Regions from separate parts of the Homo sapiens genome. Here regions 2, 3, 4, 5, 6 and 7 are each linked to region 1. Evidence: chromatin loops called from intact Hi-C (ENCODE). Cell type or tissue: IMR-90. All regions are shown on one strand. Region 1 overlaps LINC00492 (long intergenic non-protein coding RNA 492). Region 2 overlaps PAM (peptidylglycine alpha-amidating monooxygenase). Region 3 overlaps PPIP5K2 (diphosphoinositol pentakisphosphate kinase 2). Region 4 overlaps LINC00491 (long intergenic non-protein coding RNA 491). Region 5 overlaps PAM (peptidylglycine alpha-amidating monooxygenase). Region 6 has its middle 79 kb from the start of GIN1. Region 7 has its middle 34 kb from the start of MACIR.

Region 1 (4,000 bases):
ATTAATACCTGGCTGTCATTCTGGAGTTCCTTTTCTCTCTTCCATCCAAGGTCAAGATTTTCCTAACATATAACACAAGGCTGTGCCTAAAGTGAATGACTGATTCTTCAATGAGGGAAGAAGACACAGAAGCTAAAAACAAGGTAGGGTCTTAAGACTAGAGGATATTTTTAAAGATTGTAAATAAAGTTTCTACTCTTGGAAATAGTTGCCTTTTAATTTTTAATGATAATTTAAGTTCTACAGGCAATAAATAGAAATTTGATAGTGTTTTGAAGCTTATCTGTAAAAGTAATATTTAATTGTTTTCCATGACGTATTTCTAGGTTATATCCTGATACATAATAGAAATGGAAATATTTTCTATGGTACAATGCTGAGAAAATAAAGCTTCAATATCATAGAAAATAGTTTCCATTTCAACCGTGTACTAATTAGGGCATCACCTGAATTGCTGTAATAAAGGGACCCCAAAATACAGTGGCTTAAATATGACAGGATGTATTTTTCTCTAACATAACCCAAAGTAGGGTGGTCTGGTCACCAAGTTTCTGCAGGTTCCCAGGCTGTCAGGAGAGCTCAGCCAACATCAACATTCATTTCCATCACTAAGTCCAAGGAAACTGCCAGTTGTCACCTGTTTTCAGTCTGTGAGAAGCAGAAAAGACAAAAGAATTTAAGAACAGCAGTTTCTTAATAAGGACGTTGCAAGGAGGAAGCATCACATATCTTATCCAGTTATATCTCACGGTGAGAGCTTTGTCATAGGACCTTCCCTAGGTGGGTAGCTACGGAGAGGTTGAAGTGGGTTGGAGTTCTATTAAATAAGAAGAAAGACTGGATGTTGGAGCTTGATTAGCAATATCTGCTACCAATTATTCATGCCTTTAGCTTGCATTTAATAAGTACCTAATGGGGGTCAATTACCACTCAAAACATTTAAAAATGATTTTAAACAAATAGAATGTAGCCCTTGCTCTTGAGAAACACATGGTATAGTGAAGATGTCCATGGAAACAATTTTAGCAAAGTAACTGTATTTTTTTGGAGTATGTATATGAGGTTCTCCGAGCATGGAGGATAAAGCACTACTGTCCACATGAGAAACTCAAGAAAAGATTCCTAGTGGAAGTAGTGCAGTGTTTGAACTGAATCTTTCAAAATGATTAAAAGTTTACTAGGTAAAGTAAGAAAGAGTGCTTTGGTCAGCAAAGGCTAAACAGAACACTGGCTTTGGGGGGTGGGATAGATCTATTTCAGTGTGTGTGTGTGTGTACATGCATGCACATGGATATATGTTTGTGTTAAAGCAGAGAAGTCGAGTGGGGGGAATGATGAATGACAGAATATGAGTCAAAAGGTATACAAGGACCGTATTATGGGTGGCCTTGTGAGGAATTTGGAGTGGATTATGAAGCCATTGCAAGACTTTAAGCAACAGAGAGATGTGGTTCATTGGCATTTCAGAAATTTCATTTTGGTTGAAGTCTTCTCTTACAAGGGCTTCGAGGGAAGAAATATTCTTCATTTTGATGTAATTCAACAAATATTTATTGAACACTGTCTTTGTGCCAGCCCTATTTCCTCCTTGTTACCCTAGAAAAAGCCAACTTTCAGTGAAATTTGTTGTCTGAAGACATTTCCCTGTGTGACAAATTCTCTCTTGGGACATACCCTAGTCTTTAGAGGACAGAAAGGGTGAGAGAGAGTGGATCCTAAGTAAAATATAATCTTTCACTTATACAGGTCTCCAGTTTCAGCCCCATTGAGTTATCATAGCAGACTCATCAGGTTCTCATGTAAACAAACAAACAAAAACAAAACAAAATCTTCCAGCAAGTATACCCCTCTAGGTTTCAGACATGACCTGAATTCCAAAGGTGAGCAAAATTGAGAGGGAATCAATAAAAGCATCATATCTTATCAGGAAGTTGGTCTATCACCCATGAGAGCAGTACTGAATTTCATGGCTGGATATCATTTTATTTATTGTGACTACAGAAGAAATGATAGTATCAGATGCCAGGAAATTACTACTCTCAGTTACTTAAGAAGAGAACCAGCTCCACGGTTTTGCATAATCTGTCACCACTCTTTATGGGTGAAAAGAACTTGAATTGGGAATTTTATCACTGTATAATTAGATCTGGCTAGATATATTCCAAACTATTTATTTCTATCTTTTGTGTAAAATCTTTATTCTACTTTCTAATGACTTCAGTCAACTCGTTAAAAACTATTACAGTAATGAAGATATTAAAATACAAAAAAATGAAATAAACAAATTCTGGAAATACCCTCCAGAATATTTATTTTCACCACCAGATGGCATTATTTAGTTTTCTTAAGGTTAAAGAAAAACTACTAGCATAATACCATCAGCAATAGTTTAATATGAATGAACGATCTTGTCTCAAACAAAAAAAAAATCATCAAAGAAATGAATTAATGTCTGTCCTTTGTTCCAGCGCCATCCATCTGTACATAATGTTGCTTCCTTTGAAATCAGTTGAAGATTAAATATGTATAAGGTACACACTAGGGGGCACTGAGATAGGAAAATAGGGCCACACGTGCCCATGTTTGGAAACAGATGGTTTGAAAGTGAATAAAGATAATTAATAATAATGATGTCTTGCCTGCATGAAGCAGCTGTCCTCCCCAGAACTCAAGAGCTTCTTTCATTCCCTCATTTATCCTCCCAACACCTAGTCATGACATCAACAATGGAATGGATGCATCTATTTGTTTTGTTTGGTTTTTGGAGTTTTTTTTTTTTAACCTCCATACAGTAATAACCCTTTCTTACGCAACAGACCTACATCGTTAGATGGTTACAATCGCAACATATGTAAATACCTTGCAGGTTGTGCTAAATAATGGAACTAAAACTTTCATACCACAAATACATAAAACTGCTTGAGTTTGTGGGAAAGGAAGGCAGAATAACTTGGAAATATCTGTTATAGAAATTCAGACCTGAGAGTACTACTCTATGTGACAGATAGCTTTTTTAAATGTGGATTGAGATTGAGATATGTTATTCATATAAGATTTGAACTAGAATAAAAGGTATCTGATTATTAAATTAGATAACATTTTTGTTTGATTTTTCCCCACTGAACTATACTACTTCCTTTTCAGAATCCCAAGTCTTGTGAATATTAAGGGACCTACAACCTTGTTTTCTAAGAAACATTAGAACTTGAAATCATAATTGTTTACGTGTTAATCTAAGGAGAGTTTTAATTTTTTAAACATCTATTTACTGAGAAGTTGTTATCTGATAAGAGTATACCAGCTCAGGAAGCAATAATTTTTTTAAAGGTAAATTTAAATTGTCAGTACTTTAGAAGAAATTAACTTAAAACTTGTGTCCCATTATGTGCTAAAACAGTGTCTCAAAAAGCAGAAACTACAACTGTTAGGACCCTAACAGAAGAGAATGGAGTAGGTCCGAAACTCCTTTTTAAAAAATGCTAGCTAGATCCTTTGATCTATAATTTTCTTCTCTTCTATTATCCAGTGGGCTGCTTCCAACTTTTCACTCCAGCCCCATTTTCTCCTTCTCCCAAACCTGCAAATGTCCCCAGCTGACGAGGACAGCCATCAATTACTGGGTGTTTTTTGCTCCTTTATTGAATAGAGATCATAGGATGCCTCAAAGGGAATAAAAACCTTCAGAATTAATGCCCAACAGATACAGCCCCCTTCCCTTAAGCAAGGCCCTTGAAGTTATTACTAGTTCCTACAAAGATTTAATCCATTATTTTGAAATGGTATTATGATTTCTTTTTCTAATTCTGTAGATCCCTTCTTGCAATAGAATTGCAAGAGAAGCGTTATTTTCCCATAAATCACAGTATCTATTACCTCCCTTTAACTCTCTTCCCTTTAATTGCTGCCAATTCTGAATACACTTCTACAGCTTGCATGATATTATTGGGATGTGAATGACCTGCATCAAAGAAACCTGAAGAGACATTAGGATTTCTGGGTC
Region 2 (4,000 bases), 210 kb after region 1:
CAAATGCAAAAAAACATAAGCACAAAGAAGACAATATTTTTAAATTACCCATTATTTTACTACCCAGAGATAAGCACTGATATCATTTGTTTGTGTGTCAGCCATTCTGCTGTTCTGTTCATGCATATATGCACATATACAAACAGAGATTCAAAACCATAAGACATAAAATTAAGATAACTGAGCAATATTTTTCACTGAGCATTAGATAGTGAACATTTTCTCCTGTCACTAAATGTTCTTTTACAGCTGCATCTAAGTAGCTGCATTACATTTTATTTTATGCCTCTATCAGTCCTCTATTATTGGGATCTTAGAAATTTGTTTTTGCTGTTATAAATGACACTCTGATGAAAATACTTTTAGATTAATTTTTTCCTATCTCTACTTTCTTAAAATAAATTTCTAGAAGTAAAATTAAGTAGAAGAGTGTGGATATTTTTATGTGTTTGATACGTATATGCCAAATTGTTCTTTAAAAAAGCCATGTGACAGTTTATATTTCTGTGGCAGTCTGTATGAGAACACCCATTTCCCAGCCTGAAATTAGCTTTCTTTTTTTTAACTGCCAATTCAAGAATACGTTATAACTTGGATTGATAACATGAACATTTTTTATATTATTTTTGAACATTTTTATATTATTTTTACTTCTACATGTGGTTACTCTGTTGATGTTTTCCTCTTTTCTTTTATATTTGTAAGACTTATTTATGTGTTAAAGACATTAACCCAGTTGTATTTTATTTCTTTTGCAACTACTTTTTCTCCAGCAGATTCTTCTGTTTTCAACATTTTGCCAAGTGTTACTGAAGAAAAAATAAAATAAATTTTAAAACCAAACCAAAAAACCTCTTTAGATAGCTAACTTTATTTGGGGTTTGTTTCTGAATGCAAGATAGGCATACTGTAGTAAATTCCCTTCTTTCAACCCTGGGTTGAAATCCTGTCAATTAATTAGTTGTATTTAGTCTTACAATAGATAAACCAGGTAGTTTCACATAGCCTGTTTCTAGGGTTTTATCTAGGACATCGTAGGAGTTTCTTGAAGGAAAATATAGCTATAGGGAACATTTTAATTTGGATCTGCTTCATTACTCCAAATATTGTTGAAACAACACCAGATGTCATCTTTACTGGGCAATATACAAACATTGGGAGAAGTTGTACCCATACTAATAAGGGTGAACATAAAAAATGGACTATTGCTCAGATTTGTGTTCTTTACAGCAGAGTGTTTGACAAACTCTTTGATCCTTCTTTTTTTTCACAAGTGGAGATTAGAGCCATTTATTGTTTGGGGGTTGTAATTTATATTTAAACATGGTATGTATGGAATTTAGGAAATTCACCTTAGACATATGAAGCTTAACATTAATGTGTGTGTATATGTGGGTTTGTGTATATGCTGGAGGGAATAAGAAGTGACAAAAGTAATCTAAAATCTTAATGTTGAGAAAAATATTAAAGGTAAATGAAATCTTTATTGTCATAAACTGCTCTCCAATCCAGTACTGATAAACGACGTGGGGAAAGACTATGGAGGTTACTTTCAAAACAAACATTTACCATGTTCCAGGAAATACATGTGTTTGTATAAAAAGCAGGTAGCAATTACATAAACTTTTTTCTTCTTTATCTATTTGCCAAGCAATTGGCTGTTAAGGTCTTTTTGGTTGCCTTTGGGCACTTTGTGTGCACTCTTTTCTGCTTTTAAAAACATAATGCATGGTAACCCATTTGCCACTGACTGGCATTGTGAAGAGTTGGAATGGGGCAGTGTAATAACATGAAAGGCTGATGACAAATTTAGTATTTGTAATTTGGAATCTCTTCTCAGTACATTAGAAGTCTTCCCTATTTAAAGGAACCCTGAAACCATCATTTTATCAAGTGAAGAGTTTGTAACACATGATTACCATTGGTTTTCTTACAAATCAGAATACAGCTTCAGTTTTTGAGGCTCCTACCACAGTTATTATGGTGGTCTCTTACTGGCTGACACTTTGATTATGAGCAGGAAATGTGCTTTCTGCAGCCACACACACACAAAAAGTGACACAAAAGTATTAGGTCATACAGTAGCACGTAAGTTCAGAGTGCCTCCTAGTGGAGTCTAGTGTTGATCAAGTAACATTGGAATAATTTTTTCATTCCTCTAAAAAAATCTCCCCTTTGGCATCATGGTTGGTTATGAATCTTGGGCCTCATAGGAGCACAACATTCTCCACTAAAATAATGTTTTACTCATACTTTTTCCTTTCTTCCTTTAAAAATTAGGTAAGATACCTTCTCTGAATGTGTGAATTTTTTATAGAACACCGAAGATTCTTTGCGTTTAAAATTCCCTCCGTGTAAATTAAGTCCAAAGTGCCTAGGCTTTTCCATTTCTAATGTTTAAGTTAAAGACTTGTAAATTGGGCTGGGTGCAGTGGCTCATGCCTGTAACCCCTGCACTTTGGCAGATTCGGAGGATCCCTTGAGCCCAGGAGTTTGGGAGCAGTCTGGGCAACATAGGGAGACCCCTGTCTCTTCAAAAAAAAATGAAAAAAAAAATAGCTGAGCATGGTGGCACACACCTGTGGTACTAGCTATTTGGGAGGCTGACGTGGGAGGATTGCTTGAGCCTGGGAGGTGGAGGCTGCAGTGAGCCTGATCGCACCACTGCTCTCCAGCCTGGGTGACAGAGTGAGACACTGTCTCAAAACAAAACAACAACCAAAGACACTTGTCAGTGGAAATGTTTGAAATTTTGGAACTATTAGAATGTATTTAACTAAAACAGCTATTGCTTAAATGCAGCATTTTAAGTACTGGTTTTTTTCAAAGCTCAGACAAGCAGCAATATAGAAATATCCCTGGTCATTTAAGAAACTGAGCCAGGAACAGATTTTAAAACACTTTTGAAAATATTAAATGCTTTAAGTAATTATAGCAAGTATTTTATCCTAAGTTTATATACACAATTAATTTATCAATTTGTAGTGATTATAGTAAGAGAAGATTACTTTTATACTTAGAATAAAAAACTTTTAAAGTCAGCAATATGTGAAATATGTATTGAATATATTATGCTATATTTATCTGAGTATTTTGGTTTAACAAATTAAATGCATATTTTTTTCTTTTTAAAAAATGTATTGACCATATTTATATAACTACTTATCTTTTTATTTGGTAGATTTAAGTAAAATTTATTATTTATTTAACACTTTTGAATTTATATTATACTTGAAGTGGTTTATTTATCCTTGGCCAGCTACCCCCTTGAGACTCTGGCTTTCTATTTTATAGAACTATTTTAATGATAGTTTAAACATGTATACCTGTTACTGGTTATTTTCTGTTCCCCTTATCTTGGGAGTTCAGCATAATGCTGTGCGGATCAGGATAACAAGGTCCCACTGAGGTGAAGGAGGGAGGCTGGGAATGGCTACAGCCTGGAGTGGAGGTGTGATTTCAGTAGGTGGAAGGTTGTCTTCCTGAAAGGAATTGGCAGAAGTAGATTCTTACTGATTCAGATACATTTTCCACCAACTGAAGGAAGGAATTATTAAAGCCAATGGTGAACAAAGCATTTCAAGCATTTTATAGGAAGTGACTAGATGAGGAGATTTTTTTCATTCCTTTTTTAATCAGCAAAAAAGAAATTAGTATTATTGAATTAGCAGATTCTTCCTATTCTATATTAAGAAAGATTTAATTTTTGTACCAAGGAAGGTTAGGTGAAAAAAAAGATTTATTTTTTTTGTAGAAAACTGAAGATAGTTTGATTCAATATGAAACAGTGATATTTATATTTATGCTGATTCCACCACCAAAAAATTATTACATGTACAAATTAAATAGAGATTATCAGCTTAAAAAATATAGAACATTTACATGTGGCTATGAACATTCTGATGCTAATTTTTTTGTTTGATGACTATGTACTTTAAAATCTGGCATTGTCTTTCATGAGATTTACAAGTCCTGTGTCCATTGTGTTGTTTACTTAGGT
Region 3 (4,000 bases), 560 kb after region 1:
TCACAAGTTCCCCACGTAGTAGGACAAAGACTTAACCGAGATTGTTTAATTTCCAGAGCCTACTAAACCATTCAAACTTATGAGCACTTTTTCTGTCATGGGACTGATGATGAAATTAGGACTTTACTCATTATAACTAGATTTTTTTTTTTTTTTTTGAGATGGAGTCTGGCTCTGTCGCCCAGTCTGGAGTGCAGTGGCGGGATCTCAGCTCACTGCAAGCTCCCCCTCCCGGGTTCCCGCCATTCTCCTGCCTCAGCCTCCCGAGTAGCTGGGATTACAGGCGCCCGCCACCACGCCCAGCTAATTTTTTGTATTTTTAGTAGAGACAGGGTTTCACCGTGTTAGCCAGGATGGTCTCGATCTCCTGACCTTGTGATCCGCCTGCCTCGGCCTCCCAAAGTGCTGGGATTATAGGTGTGAGCCACCGCACCCGGCCTATAACTAGATTTTTTAAATGGTAAAGTATACCTATTTTGAAAAATATTATACTGTATATCTTAGCATTCATTTAACAGGTAAAAAGCATGGATTTCTAATAAATTATAAAATATGAGTGTATTTATGTATTTCATTCAATCAATGTTTCACTCCTATAGCTATTCTCATAATCTCACCAGCATTCTATTTTCTTGTTTTACCATTACAATATGAGATTTTATGTGTATGAAAAATGCTTTGTAAATATGAGACCTTATGGTTTTTTCACTTTATTTTTTTCTATTCTTCCAGAGAGTAACATTATTAATATCTAAAATTTAAAACATTTTCTCTACATTTACATATTAATTCATATATATGTGTTTTTATATATACAGCTATAGCTATAGAAATGTATGTTCGTTTTAAATGGTTTGAAAAGTAAAAGCGTACCGAAAGCCATTTAATCGTCACTGTATCTATCATATTTTTTTCCTATAGAAAACAATACATACATAACAATCACATTTTACCAAATTAGAATCACTTTTCTCTAGTATGCTGTGAACATTTCTCCATGTCATTAAATACTATTTAAGCATAAGGCTTTTAATGCTTAGGTAATGTTCTATCATTGTGATAATATCAACTTTATTCAGCCATTTTTAAAATACATTTATGTTCTCAGTTTTAATAATTAGTTTCTCAATAAGCTAGAAAAGAATTGTGCATAAATTTGTGTTCTTATTGCTGAATATTTCCTCAGAATACCTTTTTTGAATATTCGAAGTGACATTTGTTTATTTAAAAAATAAAAAGTGTTGAGATATATACCCTTTTTAGTTATAGAACAACAATAATGTCTTTTAAGAAAACTACAATAATATATTCATTGTGAAATGGAGCAATAAAACAATAAGGATGTTTCCCTTTTTCTTCAGGAGAGAAGTATATAGTATTCTTCAAGCTGAAGGTATTTTACTTCCTCGTTATGCTATTTTGAACCGTGACCCAAATAATCCCAAAGGTAAGAGTAAGAGATTTTAGGTAAGCTTCCTTTGCCACTTGACATACTTTTGGGCCACATTCTTACAATAATTAACTGGAAGGAATTTAAAGAATTCATAGTATTCTATTCCATTTTAAAAAATAATCTAAACAGACAAACATATTCAATTAAAAGGTGACACTGAGTTAAAAGGCTACCTAATAATTTAGGAATTATTTATCCTTCTCTTCTTTGGCCTACTTTTGACATATCTCTAAGAATCATGAGTTAGAATTTTGAAATTACATACAAGTAAATGTGTATTGATTAAAGGTGAACAAGTGATTTATCTATGACTATTGAATTAAGTATTAGAAACTTCATGCTACAATGCCAAAAACTAAATACTGGCCAAGAATTTGGAAATACAGTTGGCCCTGGAACAGCATGTGTTTGAACTGTGCTGGTCTGCTTATTCATGGAATAAACATGAATTGAAAATACGGAATTCGTGGGTCCCACATATACTGATAGCCAACTTTTCATTTACATGGATTCTGCAGAGCCAACTGTGGGACTTGAGTATGTGAAGATTTTGGTATACGAGGGGGTTCCTGGAACCAGTCACCGCGTATGACAAGGGGCAACAGTACTTCTAAGTATTTATTAATATTTTAAAGCACTGTTTGCTCCTTTTTTTCTGGTTATCTAAAACATAGCATGGAAGCTATACCTAACTTAGTCACAAGGCAAAATACGTGTTTGTCTTGAGTTAACATTTCTGTTCACACTTAGTATTGTGGGGAATTTTGATGAATTTATCATACCTTAAACCATCTTTTATTAAAAACTAGGGGGGAGGCAGAACAAGATGGCCAAATATACCCTCCAGTGATTGTCCCACTCCCCACAGGAACACCAAATTATAAACTAGCCATGCAAGAATGCACCTTCATAAGAACCAAAAAATTAGTCCACCAAGGTGGTGCCTCTAGGAGTCAGCAAGAGTTTGTAGCATTCCTGGACTTAGGGCGCCCCCTAGTGCTAATACAGCTGCAGTGACCTCAGGCTTAGATCATAACACTTAGTCTTTTTTGAATATGTGGAAAGCTTTCTCAAGAAGGATGGATACAAACAAGCCCAAACGGTGAAGACTGAAATAAATACCTAACTTGTAAATACCCAGACATCAGTGAATGTCTACAAGCATCAAGAACATCCAGAAAAATGTGACCTCACCAAACAAACTAAATAAGGTACCAGTTACCAATCCTGGAGTGATGGAGATATGTGACCTTTCAGACAGAGAATTCAAAATAGCTGTCCTGAGGAAGCTCAAGAACTTCAGTGTAACATGGAGAAGGAATCAGAATTGTATCATGAGAAATTAACAAGGAGATTGAAATAATTCAAAACAAGCCAAAATTCTGGAACTGAAAAATTCAGTTGACAAACTGAAATATATATCAAAGCCTCTCAACAGCAAAGTGGATCAAGTAGAAGAATTAGTGAGCTTGAAAACTGGCTATGTGAAAATCCATAGCCAGAGGAGAAAGAGAGGAAAAGAATGAAACACACTTACAGGACTAAAGAGACCTGAGAGAGGAGCTTGAACAAACTTCCCAGGTAGCACTTTTCATCTTTTTAGCCCACTCCTTTCTTCGTTTTTCTTTAAGAACTTTGGGACCTACGTAGTTAATAAGGGGAAGGGAAAATGTTAAAAAAAAAAAAAAAAATCTTAAAAATAGCCTCAAAGGGACAAATCCAAGAATTAGTGCTCTTAAAGAGAACATAGATCATGGTAGAAAGTTTATTGAAATAAGCAATAACAGAACTTTCCAAACCTAAAGAAAGATACGAATATGCATAGGTCATAGAAGAATATGAAGATTTAACCCAAATAAGACTATCTCAAGGCATATATTAATTAAACTCTCAAAGGTCAAGGATAAACAAAGATCCTTAAAGCACCCAGAGAATAGATGTATATAACATGTAAAGAAGCTCTGATACAACTGGCAGCTGACATCTAAGCAGAAAGCTTATAGGCTAGGAGAGAGTGTGATGGCATTCAAAGTGTTGAAGGAAAAACAAAACTTCCAACCTAGAATATTCTATTCAGCAAAATTATCCTTCAGGCCGGGCGCGGTGGCTCACGCCTGTAATCCCAGCACTTTGGGAGGCCGAGGCGGGCGGATCACGAGGTCAGGAGATCGAGACCACGGTGAAACCCCGTCTCTACTAAAAATACAAAAAATTAGCCGGGCGCAGTGGCGGGCGCCTGTAGTCCCAGCTACTCGGGAGGCTGAGGCAGGAGAATGGCGTGAACCCGGAAGGCGGAGCTTGCAGTGAGCGGAGATCGCGCCACAGCACTCCCGCCTGGGCGACAGAACGAGACTCCGTCTCAAAAAAAAAAAAAAAAAAAAATTATCCTTCAAACATGAAGACATAATATACTTTACTAAACAGAAACTGAGGGATTCATGAATTACCAGTATCATGGAATTTTTCTGTCCTTATAGGACAGGATAGGAAAAAGATCTTACAGATCTTTTACAGGAAATGCTAAAAGGAGTTCATCAATCTGATAGA
Region 4 (4,000 bases), 74 kb after region 1:
ACTGCCAGAAAATTAAGTCATGATTCTAGACAGATTGCAACATTTTCTACAATGTCCTTAATGGAATCATTCTTAGTTTAATAACTAATACTGCAGAGTTACTCTCAAAAAGGTTATTTTACAGAGAGAATGAAGAGTTCCAATACAGCCTACATATCCTGAAAGACCAGGAATTTTCTGCTGGACCCAAAGAATAAGACCACAGTGTATTCACAGCTACACGTGATTTCTGCAATATGAATATACCTCTGCAGGTTGGTAACAAATAACCACAAGGAAGAAGGCAAAGCATTTGTTTCCAGCTTCTACAAGGTTTTTTTTTTTTATTACAAAGTCACTGGTAAGTGGTGACAAAAGAAAAACTTCAGCTGAATTAAATTTAAGGGAGTTTAATTGAGCAATGAACCATTAGTAAATTGGGCAGCCCCCAGAATCACAGCAGATTCACAGAGACTCCAAGGGTGCCTTGTGCTCAGAAAAAATTTATAGACAAAAAAGGTAAAGTGATGTGCAGGAATCAGAAGTGAAGTACAGAAACAGTGAGATTGGTTACAACTCGGCATTTGCCTTATTTTGCAGGCAGTTTGAACATTCAGCAGTCTATGAGTGGTTGAAGTATGGCTGCTGGGATTGGCTAACATTCAGCTATTGTTACAGGTGCATACTACTAAGTTAGGTTTCCAATTTTGTCTGACTGTTAAGCTAGGTTACAGTTCATCCACAAGGACTCAAGTATAGAAGTATGGAGTCCTTCTCAGGCCACATTTAGTTTGCTTTAACAGTGGTGAGATTTTTACTGAATAACGTTGCTTGCAGCCAGCATGGAATGCCTGATGAAGGCAGTAGGTAGACTCTCCATCGTCCTCACTTTATACAGAATTTAGGAAACTCACCTACACAAGATGCTGCCCAGGGCACTGAGCAACAAAGCAATTCACATTCTCTGGCATCTTCCCCTAACTCCTCCTGGATGAAGCCAGCCTCATCCATGGCTAGGAGTCTTCTGCAAAGTGAGGTGAAGCTTTCGAGATTTCTCCTACAATGTAGTTGCAGATACCTAAAAATCTAAAATTTGTTATTTTGTGTATTGCATGTATATTTCAGAATAATCAGAGGTTTTAAGCCATGACCTACTATAAAAACCAGTAAACAGGAAATAAATAGTCTTCCTTATCAGTTATAACTCAGAGTTCATAAATTACCACATTCTCACCTATTAGTTGGTCTTAATGACCTGAGATGAAGAAAAGACCCTGAGATTACTGGTCACCAAACTGGATATCAGCCACAAAAAGAGGAGGCTGGGATGCCAAAGATAAAACAACCTGCCTGCCTTGGGTTCACTGTGTCTCTAGTAAAGACAAATAGCCTGAATCCCAGTATCCAAGACCTGCTACCATGGATGGCCTGGAACCCTGTGCACAAAAAAACACTTCAAGTAAATGAATTCTTAATTACCAGCTAAGACTACAGCCCCAAACCATTGGGTTATCTTCTATCTTGGGGGACCCAGTGTAGTTCTGAGGCTTCTTATTGGCCCTCCAGGTACACAGTCAGGTCCAAGCTGTATTACCTGGGTTCTAATAAGTTTCCCACTGCAAGAGAGGGAAGGTCCCAAGCCAGGACAGTGTTGCACCATCTGACTGTACCTTGTGGGAAGGAAGAGGGAGAAAAGAGTCAAAAGAGATACTCAGAAACTTGAACAAAAGGGAGACCTGCAGAAGAGACAGTGTTTAATGTCTTGTCTCTTCCTCCCAATAAATGCCTTGCTTGACTCACTTTAGAATTCATACTCCTTGGAGCTGGTGGAGACTGAGGTGAGGGAACCTGGTGGAGAAGCTATGAAAGAGTGGAGACTGGAACCTAGAGCTCACTGTAAAGGTTAGAGTGTGTCAATACCACTTTGAATTATATCTCCATTATAGAAAACACACATAGAAACAGTAGACAGAGCTCTGGTTTACTCTTCTCTCTGCTGCTCCACTTTTACAGATTTGAGAGCAAATATTCCACACTTAGCTTTGCATTGAGCAAAACCAGTGTATTTTCCTCAACAGTGCCAGGGGACAGGGCAGAACTGTTTTAAAACAAACTAAGCATAAAGTTTATTGAATTAGTTTGTTAATTAGTGAAGCATTTCCTAAATAAAGCATAATTTCTTCATCTGTAAAAGAGGGATGAGTTGGAAAAGTTTCTAAGAGCACTTTTTCTTAACTTCCTAATTCATAATTCCCATAATTTATAAATTACCAATTTATTTAATAATTTACATTTTATAATTATATGTAAAATAACTTTAATTTTTTGTTTTTTGAGACAGGGTCTCACTCCCATAGCCCAGGCTGGAGTGCAGTGGCACAATCTCCACTCACTGCAGTCTCAACTTCCCGGACTCAGATGATTCTCCCACCTCAGCCTCCTGAGTAGCTGGGACCATGGGCATGCACCACCATGCCTGGTTAATTTTTTGTATTTAGTATTAATAGCCATTTTGTCTTTAATAGCCATTCCACAATTTATACATTTATAAGTTTCTTAAATGCATAATTCTGCAATATCTTGCATCTAAACTTTGGTTTTAGAACTATAGAAAGATTTATGTGAAGAAAACTTTAGTTTTCTATTACTTTACACATAAATCCTTCCAGGTAGTTCCTGCCTTATCTATCTCTTAACCATAGTTTAATGTCTCTTCTATGATTGGATCTTATTAGAAAAAGGTCTTCAACAAATGCAAAACTTTTAAAAATCATGATATGCTTTCAAAATTTCCATTGAGTATTTGGATGATTATTTTGCAGTCTAAAGCATGAGAAATAGGCAGGCATGGTGGCTCATGCCTGTAATCTCAGCACTTTAGGAGGCCAAGGCAGGCAAATTGCTTGAGCCCAGGAGATCAAGACCACCCTGGACAACATGGCAAAATCCAGTCTCTACTAAATACAAAAAAATTAGCCAGGCATGGTTGCCCATGTCTGTGGTTCCAGCTACTCAGGAGGCTGAGGTGGGAGAATCACCTGAGCCCAGGAAGTCAAGACTGCAACAAGCGGAGATAGTGCCACTGCACTCCAGCCTGGGCAATGGGAGTGACTTTGTCTAAAAAAAAAAAAAAAAACTACAAAAATAAATGAAGCATGAAAAATAGTTACGAGGTCTAAAGAGGAAGACATTGCTCTTGCCTATCAATTTCCTGATCTCTGGACAGCTATATGTAAGCTATTTGTAAAATCTTCCTAAATCTGCCCATGCTTCATGATCCTACAACAGAGGCAGCTTTTAGGGGAACAAGAAGAGCAAGAAATTTTAACACAATTGTTTCACCACTGTTCTCTGAAAAGCTATTTGAAATAATCAGAAAGATTTAAAAAAAAATTGAGCATTGCCACCCTCACATTTTAGGTTGCGTCTACAAGGATTCTTATGCTGTAAAATAAATAATATGTGGATGGGGACAAAGACGGTAGGGCAAGCAGTAGCTATATAAGGACTGCCCCTCTCCTAATGCAATAGCTGTCATGGGAACTCTATGATCATACAGCACAGTTACAGATTAACTGTGTAACAACTCCCAAATGTGAGCTTAGCTCAAATACTGCTGACTTTTAACATCAAACACTCTGCAGTGGGACATTCCCACCTAGATACCCTCATAATCTTAATGTGACATGATCCCATTTTATGGATGGATACATAGAGAGACTGATAGATTTTAAAACCTCTTAAAAATTACACCCTCAGCATGGTATATGTTACATGAATTAAAAGAATACTAAGAAGGTTTTCAATTTTGTAGAAATTTTTGTTATATAAGTGTGATTAGAGGAGGAGGGTTTTTTTCATATATTTTTTGCTCTGCTTTTACATCATTTGTAAATGCTATTGCTTTGGCCAACTTTGTTTTTCTTTTCAGTCATTTGCTTCTTCTCCAGGTTTTGCTTAAATGCGGTGTCTGAATTAGGAAGCTAAAAGCCTCAAAGTGGTGCTGTCCCCAACATAGGGA
Region 5 (4,000 bases), 390 kb after region 1:
TTTCACTATGACAATCAAAAGATAAGATTCCCAAATGAGTACTGGTGGTAAGGAGGGAAAAGTTGATGTTGCAAATCAGCCTAGGTTGGACCTTGTGATTCACTGGTTAGAGAGAGAAGAACACAGTTTTCTGAGTTGATTTACTCAAAAAAGTGTCATCACTAAGAGAGACACTATTAAAAGGTTAAAATATGGCGAGAAGATTAAGAGCTCCATTTTAGACATTTTAAGTTCAAATGAGACAGACAGACATCCAAGTGGGATTTTCCAGAAGACAGTTTTGTAACACCAGTTTGGTGTTAGGAGAGCTCCAGGCTTGGTAGTCATGTGCCTGGAGGTGGTAGCTTAAGTTTTGTAAGTGACTGAGATCACTTAGTAGGAAGAGGCTTTAGCCAGGGGAAAAATGTTTCAGGGACAGACTTCCCAAAACACCAGCGTTTTTTACATGATGGACGGTAAAAAGAGGAAGCACAGATGATAGGTGGAGAAGACCTGTAAAGAACAACATTATAAGGAGAGAGGTTCTGAAGGGAACTTTCAACAGGGCTACAGCCTCCCAGTAGATCAAAATAAAGAGTCTATTAGCATTGGCAATTAGGATCCCTTACCTCTTGGAGAAGTCATACAACGGTGAAATAGGAAGTGGAAAGAAATGCATCCAATTTAGGGAGGGAAAAGGATGTAAGGAAGAATGAATCAGCAAGTAGCCCTGCACCATCCAATATGGTAAACACTAGGTGAAAATATTTATGTTTTGAATATAAATTAATTCAAAGTAAAAAATTAAAAATTAAGTTTCTCAGGTGCACTAGCCATTTACAAAGTACTCAGCCCCATGTGTCTGTCTAGCAGCTATTAGGTTGGACAGTGCAGACATAGATTACATCCATTATTACAGAAAATTCTTTTGGACAGTGTTGGAGCTTGTAAAGGAAGAGAGAAGATGGAAAAGCCTGAAGGATATGTTATGTTAGAGGAGAGTCTCTCCCCACCTCCACAACAACTCAAGCCCTAAGTGAGTGTATGTATAGCCTGTGAGTCAGATATGAGGTAAAGAAGTTGTATTTATTAATAAAAAAGAAAAGAGAGAAGACAGGAGAGGCTTTAGGGAATTCTGGAGGAATGGCATTCAGAACAGTGGAGTAGAGAGAGTTCTTTTTCCAAAGATACGCTAAAAGAGATGGAGAAGGTACAGATACAGCCTCCTTTGGCAAAGCCAGTAACCAATTAGCTGTAGTAGCCACAGTGACTTATTAAGAAAATAGAGGGCTAGGAACCTAAAAGGGCTTTTTTTTTAATTTTATTTTTTTTACTTATTTATTTTTTGAGACTGAGTCTCACTCTGTCTCCCGGGCTGGAGTGCAGTGGCGTGATCTCAGCTCACTGCAAACTCTGCCTCTGGGGTTCAAGCAATTCTCGTGCCTCCGCCTCCTAAGTAGCTGGGATTACAGGTGCCCACCACCACACCTGGCTAATTTTTGTATTTTTAGTAGAGATGGGGTTTCACCACGTAGGCCAGGCTGTTCTCAAACTCCTGACCTCAAGTAATCCGCCCGCCTTGGCTTCCCAGTGCTGGGATTACAGGCATGAGCCACCGTGCCCAGTCCTAAAAGGGCTTTTTGTTTTCTATTACAAAAATCCAAATGTTTGACTGGAAAAAGGAGCTGATTTTTAAAATATTATATAAACCACAGGTTGAAGCAGATGCATGTTGCAATTAGTTTGTTTTTTCAGTCAGTAATTATAATAGCTATAATTTAGTGACACCTACTTTATGATATGTACTGGACTGGGTATTTTAATATTAGCTGTCTTCTTTAAATCTACAAAGTAATTTCTAAAGGTTATTGTCACTATCTTTATTAAGTTAAGTAGAATTTACTTAAAGGCACAAAGTAGAATTATTTCTTAGGGGCACAGAAATAGGGTTTGATGTGTATTTGAATTGAGGAGTTGCCATACAGGGAAAGACCAGAGTGCTATAGGTGCACCCAGCAGAGACCCCTGAGTTGAATTGTCAAGAAAGGCTTTTTTGATGTGACACCTAAGATCTGAAAGTTGAGGAGCTAGTTTATTAGTGGGGAGGGAGTGGTCCAGGCAGAAGAAACAATATCTTCTTAGAGTTGATATTCAAGGAAATGAAAAGCCAATATGAGTGGAACATAAACTGAAAAGAAAAAGGAAACATTGAGAGATGACACAGGGGTCAGGACCACCAACTTGCTTTATTTATGTTCTACTCCATCTGTTATATTCATTAGATGTATTTTCTAAATAAACATCTTAATGTGACTAAGAAAATTGGTTAACATTTCAGGATTCCATATTATATCTAGTACACTAGAAGAGGAAAAAACTCTTTCTGGTTTGCACATAGGAATGTAAGAGATAGCCATCTAGTGGTCTCTCTCTCATGTAACAAGATGTTTGTACAGATTCTGCTCTGAAACTTTATTCTGGCAAGGCCTGTGCAACTGTGTGCAGCCAAGCCTGTTGCATTATTTTAACAATTTTTGCTTTCCTAACCCAATAACAATTTTAAATGATAAATTCACATGAACTGGAGTGCTCTACCTTTGGTATTTTATCACAGCTTTTAGATTTCCTCTTACAAACCTGAATGACTATGCATAGTTCTGAACCTGTCTTCCTCCATCAAGATTACCCTAAACACAGAGGTTGCAGTGAGCCAAGATTGTGCCACTGTACTCCAGCCTGAGCGAAAGAGAGAGACCCTGTCTCAATAACAATAATAGCTTAAACATATGGATTCAAGTTTTTATTTAATTTTAATTTTTTTTGAGATGAGGTCTGTCTCTGTCACTCAGGCTGGAGTACCGTGGCGTGATCATAGCTCACTGCAGCCTTGAACTCCTGAGCTCAAGCAGTCCTCCCACTTTAGCCTCCCAAGTGGTGAGGACTATAATTGAATGCCACCACACCCAGCTAATTTTTTTATTTCTTAGAGAGATAGGGTCTCACTCTGTTGCCCAGGCTGGTCTCGAGCTCCTGGGCTCAAGCGATCCTCCTGCCTGGGCCTCCCAAAGTGCTGGGATTACAAATGTAAGCCTCCACTCCCAGCCTCAAGTTTTTAAATAATGGTTTATCTCTCCCTGAAATACTCTTGTATTTTATTTCCTAAATAAGACGTTTCATTGTACAAGCATATGAAACTATTTATATTTAATGTGTGGTACACGAGAATTTAGCAGTAATGAACTGTATTAATTTTTCTTCTGTGAGGCAGAATGCCACTGTGCCCTAACAGATTTGGTTGACTTATAATTTGCTTTGTTTATTTTACTGAGATTGGCCCTATTACTTGGTAATTATTTTCTGATTGAAGATTTCACCTGGGATAAGCTGATTTCACTGGCAAGAATTGAAAACCTACTTTGAAACATTAAACCAAGACTATTTGTAAACATGACAGAATCTCTTAGCATCATTTTGGAAAGACTTCATCTCCCCTTGCACCACTTTCTTAATAATATATTCTTCAGTGAAATACATCATGGCTAAACCAGTTATCATTTTCATTTCCTAATGGTCATGAAAAGAGATTTTATAAATGTTTTCTAATTGTGCTGTAAATGTAATTAAAACGTAAGCAACAGGACTCCATAGTCGTAAGTAATTTCATCATTAGCAGCACCTAGTATAGGATGAGGAAAAGGAAGAACTGGTGGTTGCCCTTGGGTTTGGTGTAGGAGAGCAGATTTGTGTTTTCATTGAGAATATGTTTACCATTCACACAGTTGATATAAATGGATTTGAAGTCATCGTGGAAATGATGAGGGTTAAAATACTTCATGAACTTTCTGTAGTCATATTTTGTATATGTGATAATATTTTACAAATAATTTGCTTTCATAGAATTGGAGTCTCATACCCAAGTTTACTCCTTAATACAGGAAGGCATAGAATGCATTTTAGTGATGAATCACCCTAATGATATCAGTTTATTAAAATCTTTTCCTTTGTTTGAAGCTGATTTAAA
Region 6 (4,000 bases), 460 kb after region 1:
AATAAATAAATTGAAAGGTGAAGGATTCATTCAACAGGCATTAATTAAGTTTATCTGCAAAATACAAAGATGAAAAAAGCACAGATCCCTTAAATGTCTGTAATCTAGTAAGGTAGCTAAAATAGCATATAACTAATTAGATTTTAAGGCATAAGAAGAAAACAAGTAAAATGCTATCAAATTGTTATTGAAGAGCAGAAAGGCTTCATAAAAAAGATAGTATTTGAGGCCGGGCGCGGTGGCTCACGCCTGTAATCCCAGCACTTTGGGAGGCCGAGGCGGGCGGATCACGAGGTCAGGAGATCGAGACCATCCCGGCTAAAACGGTGAAACCCCGTCTCTACTAAAAATACAAAAAAAAAAAAAAATTAGCCAGGCGTAGTGGCGGGCGCCTGTAGTCCCAGCTACTTGGGAGGCTGAGGCAGGAGAATGGCGTGAACCCGGGAGGCGGAGCTTGCAGGGAGGCGGAGCTTGCAGTGAGCCGAGATCCCGCCACTGCACTCCAGCCTGGGCGACAGAGCGAGACTCCGTCTCAAAAAAAAAAAAAAAAAAAAAAAAAAAAAAAAAGATAGTATTTGAGTAAGCAGAGGAGGTTTATCGGAAAATGCTTGTTATAGTAGGGGATTAACAACAGGGCTATATTCCATAACACTCAGGCTAGTTTAGGGGAGCAGTAGTGGATGGGCTGGAAAGCCAGGCTGATAAAACTAGAAATATTTCAAAACCATGAGAAGGAATTGGAATGTAACTGCATTTTACATACTTGTTTTTTTCATACATGTTAATATGCTGAGAGCTGTTAGTAAAAGTAAAAAAGTGTTTTCTTTACTGAACAGAACAAAGAAAAGAACAAATTATACTTGAAATAAAATCTCAAGTTAGTCTGAATTCCTAGGAAATGGAGTATTGTTCTATATAAATACTGGATAAAAGCTCTTTATCAGACATATGATTTGCAAATATGTTTTCTTAGTATGTGGACTACCTTTTCATTCTCTCAGCCTTGTCTTTCAAAGGGAAGTTTTTAATTTTATATTTAATTTTAATCTCTCTCTCTCTCTCTCTTTGTGTGCTTGTGTGTGTGTCTGTCTCTCTCTATGTCTTTATCTGTATCTCCAGCCCACAGCTCTGTTTTCCTCAGTGTTGGCTTTATTCTCTAGAATGTTCTTTCTATGTGATATAAAAATGTCTCTAGTTGATATCTATAAAAATTTAAAGAGAGAGACTCCCCTATGCACCCCAAATCTGTATCAATCCCCAAAAGGATTCAGAAACACAAGAACACTAGTATTTTCTTTCTCAGAAATGACAACAGATATGCAATAACTTACCCATTAGTCCTTGCAGCTCACTATTTCAAGAGAGGAAACTTTTCCTTGAAGCCTCTAAGACAGTTTCGGTCACATGCATTGTGTGGCCATTTCTGAGCTAATCCATAGCAAAGAATGGCCCATGGCTCTACCCATGGAGAAGTGCTAGCCACTTAAACAAAATTTGGGTAGGAAAAAAGAAAACGGTTGCTGAGTAGGTAACAGACAATCCACTACAGACCGGCCACAGTTCATGTTTAGAAAATAACATTTGTTTATTGATGGATATCTGCTAAGCTCCCTGACCTCAAGTATCTCACAATCTAAAGGGAAAATAAAGCATAAATTCACTTCATTAAGTTCAGTGATGGATGTAAAGTCAGATATTTGACAAAGTTCAGAATGAGGAATCACAGAAGGTGTATGTTAATGTTCAAGAAAACAGAAAAAATTTTAAACAAAAGTTGTAGGTAGAAGTTGGTAGTGGAGAACTTTCTTTGCATAGTTCTTTAGTAGTAAATTAGCTTTTTAAATCACCCTAGTACCTATCTAAAAATCAAATATTGTATAATTTTCTTATTATGTCATTGATGCTCTTCCAGTAAGAATTTAATTCCAGAGTAATAAGAATCCAATAAAAGTTTCAAAAAACAAAGATTCTAAGTGAGAAGTGAAAGTATGTCCTGAAAAAAGGCTGCATAGTATTGCATTGGTCTCAAAGTTACTGGGCTGAAAAGAGCCTGAATTCCAGATCACAGTGTATAAAATATTTTAGTGTCACTTTCATATTGTATATGTAAATACTTAGATGTTTTATGATGTTATTTTCTCAAAATACCTAGTATATACTTTTCATTATTTAGATAGATTAGAATAGATATGTGGATTATAAATACATAAATAAATAGATAATCAATTGACAATTGATTAATAAACAGACTGACAGTCATAGAAAGAAGGAGTGGAAGAGTCGGTGAGGGAAGGAAAGATGAGGGAGATATCCACATACATAGATTTTTCATAAAGAGTTCTTCAGGGTAGTTATTACCATTGCAGTGAATGACTGACATCTGGTGGTAAACTTAATAAAACATTTGTGTGGATTTGCGCATTCAAAAATAGGTGTTATTTAGTGGATGATGGCCGTCTTCAAGTAGAATAATTTAAAATACTGCCAGTCTTTCAGTTTTTATGTCTACATTATGCCAAGCATCCAAATATTTTAAAATATCTGCAACTCAGGTGTCACACAGATGCTGACAGTATCTGTATTCTCTTCACCAAAAGAGTCACTATTAACACACCAAAAAGAAAATAATTAAAGTGTGCTGGGTTTGCGTATTAAAAATAGGAGGAATATTTTTAAAACCCAGTGACTGTCAAAAAGGTTAAATGGTGATCTATTACTGTATAGTCTTCTGTCTAATTAGCTTCCTGGCTAAATTTATGTTGACCTAAGTTGGTTGCATTATCTCTTGATTAAACTAATAAACCAGTCATCTAGGCAATGAATATTCATTCACAGCCTACCCTGTGATGAGCTCTATGTAACGTACAGAATTATAAGTAAAACATGGTTCTTGCCCTTAAAAAAATTACAGCCTTATTGAAAAGAAATGACTAGCAAATAAGAAACGAGTAGAGAACCATTTATAACAGTATACATTATACAGTACAGAGAGTAATTAATTTGAACAGAAAAATGAAAATTACGATGATTGGAATTGTTAGGTGATATGGTTTGGATCTGTGTCCCCATCTAAATCTCATGTCAAATTATAATCCCCAATGCTGAAGGTGGGGCCTCGTGGGAGGTGATTGGATCATGGGAGCGGTTCCTTCATGAATGGTTTAGCACCATCCCCTTGGTGCTGTTCTTGTGATAGAGTTCTTGTGATATCTGCTTGTTAAAAAGTATGCAGCACCTCACCACCCCTCAACTCTCTCTCTTGCTCCTCCTCCCACCATGTAAGATTCCTGCTCCGCCTTTGCCTTCTGCCATAAGTAAAAGCTTCCTGAGGTCTCCCCAACAGCAGAAGCCACTGTGCTTCCTGTACAGCCTGCAGAACTGTGAGCCAAGTAAACCTCTTTTCTTTCTAAATTACCCAGTCTTGGGTATTACTTTATATCAATGCAAGAACACACTAATATATCAGGTAAGATTTACTGAGGTAGATAGGATTAGAACTGAGCTTCTAAAAACAAGAAAGATATGAAGTGGAATGGTAAAAAAGATACAGTAGAAACTCCAGGTGATGGCGATGAGTAAAGAACAGAGGCATAAATGAACATGAACATAGTAAACCCGTGGAACAGTGTTCTGATAAAGGGAATAGAATATTTTGAGAAATAGTGTTCCACTATTTGGCAGGCCCAGAGTAGAGTAAACTTTGTGATATCAGGTTTTGTTTGTGTTTGTTTGTTCATGTGATAAGAAATAGGGATAGTTACATGTTGTCTTCAAATGGGTAGTGACATAACAAAAATATTAAGGAAGTGAACTGGTAGTGGACAGAAGGCTCCATTGGAAAGGTGACTGAAAATAAACTGGAGTCAGGAAGGCCACTGAATAAAATTTTGAGGTAAAGTAACCTTGGAGGCTGGCAGTGGGAACTGAATAGAAAGAATGGTGTCTTGGTCTGTTTAGCGTCACTGTAACAGAAAATCTGAGACTGTGCAATTTGTAAAGA
Region 7 (4,000 bases), 640 kb after region 1:
TGCGTGCAGCCCCCTCCCAGCCCTGCAATCCCTGAGCTGGAGTTGCCCCTTGGTTGGGTCCAAGTCACAGGGGTGGGGGGCCTACGGGCCAGGAGGAAGCCACACTGGCCTGCGGCCTGCGTGGAGGAGGTGGAGGTACCCAACATGGCTGGTGGAGCATGAGCGCCCCAGATGGCAGATTGGAGGCTTTCAGCGGGCTTCCTCCGCTTGGAATTAGCAACATAGTGCATAAAGGTCAACTCTGTGAGCTTTAATTGAGGAAGGGAAGCAGCAGTTCACTAGAATAGCAAAGGATACCCCAGACTCTGTGGAGAAGGTGGGCAAGCAGCCCCCACGTCGGCGTTCTGCTGATAATGTGTGAAGCCCTAGTATGTGAGAGGAACAGCCAGTCTCCCCTTGCGTTTCGCCTTTCCGCTAGTGATCTGTGCAGCCCAGGCCAAGGGAGAGCACCCTGTTTCTGCCAAGCCCGGGAGCTAGTTTGGGGAGAGGCTGAGATACCGAGAGGGAAAGACACTGGGAAAAGCTGCAGGCATTTTTCCAGACCTGGGACTGAGAGGACACTTTTTTTGTTTTGTTTTGTTTGAGACGGAGTTTTGCTCCTGTTGTCCAGGCTGGAGTGCAATCGCGCGGTCTCAGCTCACTGCAACCTCCGCTTCCCGGGTTCAAGCGATTCGCTCGCCTCAGCCTTCCCAGTAGCTGCGATTACAGGCGCCCGCCACCATGCCCAGCTAATTATTGTATTTTTAGTAGAGATGTGGTTTCACCATTTTGGCCAGGCTGGTCTCAAACTCCTAAGCTTAGGTGATCCACCTGCCTTGGCCTCCGAAAGTGCTGGGATTACAGGCTTGAGCCATCGCCCCCGGCCGAGGATACTTTTTTAAATCTGGGCTCATACAAAGTCGGTCGTTGTTTGGTAACCTGGCAATGGTAGCCACGGCAGGCATTTTAGTCTTGGGCCAGAGATTGGAGCATTTGCTTTGGAGCGAGGGAAAGGTCCCCACAGCCGGAAATGGGCAGTGAGTTTGGAGAGTGCCTAGCAGTGGGTGCTGAAACTAAGCTCTCTCTCATCCCAAGACTGGAATGGGAGGAGAATTGCAGAAGCCTACTGCGTTTCTCCTGAGCAGCATGACTTGCAGCCAGGGACAGCTTTGCGACCTGAAGCAGGTCTGTGTGGGTCACTGATGGGTGCCTCAGACTGCTTCCTTGGTCAGTTGAGGGAGAGTGCTTCACCAGCTGCAAGGAGTAGGAGGGAGGTGGACCCCACTCACCTGGAGATCTAACCCTCCGTGTGAACTGCCACTAAGCGAAGGGGGAGTGCAGCCCGCCAAAGTCCCTTTGGGGTCAAAGGAACTATGAGTGCTGTGACAGCCACCAAAGGGCACAACACCAAAGCCTGGGAACAGACTTGGAGATGGGGGTCATCTCTCACTTCCAGACAGCCTCCCCAGTGTACTTTCGTGGACATAGCAGCGCCTCTTCCTGCTGGGTCCCAGGGAGTGTAGGGTGAAAGAGGTGCCTCTCAGGCTTTTCCAGGGGCTCCACCCCCGATGAAGACAAACGGTATGGGGAAGAGGTGGGAGGGCACTCGTGCTTTTCTGTTGCCTCCACCCCTGCTGAAGGCGTGCATAAGCAGAGTTAAGAGCCTCCTGCCAGCTCATCTCTTACTCTTAAGCACCATCTACTGGACTGCAGCCTGAATTACACCACCAAATAAGAATACATTGCTACACCAAGCAAGTCTGAAAAACCCATCATATGAAGCTATCTGCAACCAAGGAACTCTACAGAGCCCTGTTCCCATAACAGCATCCAGAAACAAAGCTAATCGATCTGTTAAAACAGAGTTAATACGGCCGGAGAAGGACTCCATACTTCTGTAGTTTAGACCTTGTGGATGAACTGTAATCTAACTTAATAGGTAGACAAGATTGACAACCTAACTTAGCAGTATGCACCTGTAACAATAGCTGAGTCTTGGCCAATCCCAGCAGTCATACTTCAACCACTCATACACTGCCAAGTGTTTAAACTGTGTTAGAATAAGGCAAACGCCAATCAGTCCAGCTATTTCTGTAACTCACGCCCAATTTCTGTATGTCACTTTCCTTTTCTTGTCTATAAATTTGTTCTGCCCATGAGGCATCCCTGGAGTCTCACTGAATCTGCTGTGTTTCTGGAGGCTGCCGAATTTGTGAATAGGTTTTTGTTTGTTTGTTTGTTTGTTTTTTCTTGCTCAGTTAAACGCTGCTAAATTTAATTTGTCTGAAGTTTTAACAGATCATACACAACATCCACCACAGTCATAACCTCAAGGCAAAAAAGGAATAAAATATCAAAAAACTCCATCTAAATTATAAACAATTCAGAAAAAGAAGTGTCAGCTCCCTCAGATGGGAAGGAACCAGCATAAGAACTCCAGAAGTACAAAAAGCCAGAGTGTTTCATCACCTTCAAAGATCACACTAGCTCCCTAGCAATGGATCCTAACATTAAATGTCTGAAATGACAGATAAATAATTCAGAATATTGATGACAAAAAAACTAAAAGAGATACAAGAGAAAGTTGAAATTCAACACAAGGAGAACAGAAAAAAGATGCAGGATTTGGAAGATAAAATAGCTGTATTAAGAAATAACCAAACAGAACTTCTGTAATTGAAAAATTTACTACATGATTTTTCAAAATACAGTTTGAACCCTTAACAACAGACTAGACCAAGCAGAAGAATTTCAGAGCTCAAAGACTGCTCTTTCAAATCAACTCAGACAAAAATAAAGAAAACAGAATTTAAAACAAAGCCTTCAAGAAATATGGGATTATGTAAAGTGGTAAAATCTATGACTTATTGGGATTCCTGTGAGCGAAGAAGAGAAAGTAAGCAACCTAGAAAACACATTTGAGGATATAATTCATGAAAATGTGCCCAGTCTTGCTAGACAGGTCAAGATGCAGACACAGGAAATCCAGAGAACTCCATGAACTACTATACAAAATGACTGTCTCCAAGGTACATAGTTATCAGACTATCCAAGGTCAATGCAAAAGAAAAAGTCTTAAAGTCAGCTAGAGAAAAGGACTATATCAGGCTATGATAGGAAACCCATCAGACTAACAGTGCACTTCTATGATGGAAACCCATCAGACTAACAGAAGACTTCTCAGCAGAAACCTTACAAGGCTGAAGAGATTGGGGGCCCATTTTTATCATTCTTAAAGAAAATAAATGCCAGGCAAGAATTTCATATCCCACCAAACTAAGCTTCGTAAGCGAAGGAGAAATAAACTCTTTTCCAGACAAGCAATTGCTAAGGGAATTGGCCACCACCAGACCAGCCCTACAAGAGATGCTTAAGGGAGTACTAAACATAAAAACAAAAGAACAATACACTACCACAAAAGCATGTATAAACACATAGCCCATGGATCCTATAAAGCAACTACACAATTGATACTACAAAGCAAGTAGCTAACAACACTATGACAAGAACAAATCCCCACGTATCAGTATTAACCTTGAATGTAAACAGCCTAAATGCTCCACTGAAAAGAAATAGAGTGGCAAATTGGATTAAAAAAACAAGACCCAGCCAGACACAGTGGCTCATGCCTGTAATCCCAGGAATTTGGGAGGCCAAGGCAGGAGGATTGACTGAGCTCAGGAGATTGAAATCACCATGGGCAACATAGCAAGACCCTGTCTCTATTTTAAAAAAGAAAAGAAAACAAAAACAAACAAACAAACAAAAAGACCCATCATTCTGTTGCTTTCAAAAGACACATATCACCATAGTACATGTAATAACACACATAGGCTCAAAGTAAAGGGGTGGCGAAAGATCTGTTATGCAGATGGAAAAAAAGATCAGGGGTCACTATTCTTGTATCAGATAAAACAGACTTTTTAAATCAACAACAGTAGAAAAAGGACTAGGGCATTACATAATGAAGAAGGGTTCAATTCAACAAGATTTATCCTATACACACCCAAGATTGGAGCAC

What was found. Hi-C counts contacts between places; a loop is a spot of excess contacts. Peaks named below come from ENCODE experiments on the same cell type or tissue, not always from the same donor. Only the 100,000 strongest peaks of a DNase experiment are listed, where the experiment ranks them.
Region 2: a loop joins it to region 1, with 3 times the contacts of the local background. A loop is called at or near these places in 18 of 110 quality-filtered maps.
Region 3: a loop joins it to region 1, with 12 times the contacts of the local background. A loop is called at or near these places in 52 of 110 quality-filtered maps.
Region 4: a loop joins it to region 1, with 2.1 times the contacts of the local background. A loop is called at or near these places in 21 of 110 quality-filtered maps.
Region 5: a loop joins it to region 1, with 4 times the contacts of the local background. A loop is called at or near these places in 16 of 110 quality-filtered maps.
Region 6: a loop joins it to region 1, with 8 times the contacts of the local background. A loop is called at or near these places in 74 of 110 quality-filtered maps.
Region 7: it touches region 1 in a loop (10-fold over the local background); 18 of 110 quality-filtered maps call a loop at or near these places.

What each region holds. Positions count from the first base shown.
Region 1 is chr5:102,581,424-102,585,423 of GRCh38, forward strand. LINC00492 (long intergenic non-protein coding RNA 492) reads left to right here. Exons shown (of 2, transcript NR_047462.1): 1 at 1-143. Among named protein-coding and RNA genes, the nearest start is that of LINC00492, 2.1 kb to the left of the region's middle. In IMR-90, a CTCF peak has its summit at 2,351 (motif pointing right); no DNase peak of the experiment used is centred here.
Region 2 is chr5:102,790,827-102,794,826 of GRCh38, forward strand. The region is part of intron 1 of PAM (peptidylglycine alpha-amidating monooxygenase); the gene reads left to right. Among named protein-coding and RNA genes, the nearest start is that of PAM, 38 kb to the left of the region's middle. In IMR-90, CTCF peaks have their summits at 1,236 and 2,104 (motif pointing left); no DNase peak of the experiment used is centred here.
Region 3 is chr5:103,137,023-103,141,022 of GRCh38, forward strand. It overlaps PPIP5K2 (diphosphoinositol pentakisphosphate kinase 2), which reads left to right. Exons shown (of 31, transcript NM_001276277.3): 5 at 1,362-1,447. Among named protein-coding and RNA genes, the nearest start is that of PPIP5K2, 19 kb to the left of the region's middle. In IMR-90, a CTCF peak has its summit at 2,446 (motif pointing left); a DNase peak (open chromatin) is centred at 2,439.
Region 4 is chr5:102,655,146-102,659,145 of GRCh38, forward strand. All of the region lies in intron 1 of LINC00491 (long intergenic non-protein coding RNA 491), which reads right to left. Among named protein-coding and RNA genes, the nearest start is that of LINC00491, 14 kb to the right of the region's middle. In IMR-90, no CTCF peak of the experiment used is centred here; no DNase peak of the experiment used is centred here; H3K27me3 peaks cover 333 bases.
Region 5 is chr5:102,969,499-102,973,498 of GRCh38, forward strand. The region is part of intron 14 of PAM (peptidylglycine alpha-amidating monooxygenase); the gene reads left to right. Among named protein-coding and RNA genes, the nearest start is that of GIN1, 150 kb to the right of the region's middle. In IMR-90, a CTCF peak has its summit at 2,388 (motif pointing left); a DNase peak (open chromatin) is centred at 2,393.
Region 6 is chr5:103,038,892-103,042,891 of GRCh38, forward strand. No RefSeq gene overlaps it. Among named protein-coding and RNA genes, the nearest start is that of GIN1, 79 kb to the right of the region's middle. RefSeq lists a silencer at 2,214-2,508. In IMR-90, a CTCF peak has its summit at 2,390 (motif pointing left); a DNase peak (open chromatin) is centred at 2,390.
Region 7 is chr5:103,223,104-103,227,103 of GRCh38, forward strand. No RefSeq gene overlaps it. Among named protein-coding and RNA genes, the nearest start is that of MACIR, 34 kb to the right of the region's middle. In IMR-90, a CTCF peak has its summit at 1,687 (motif pointing left); a DNase peak (open chromatin) is centred at 1,658.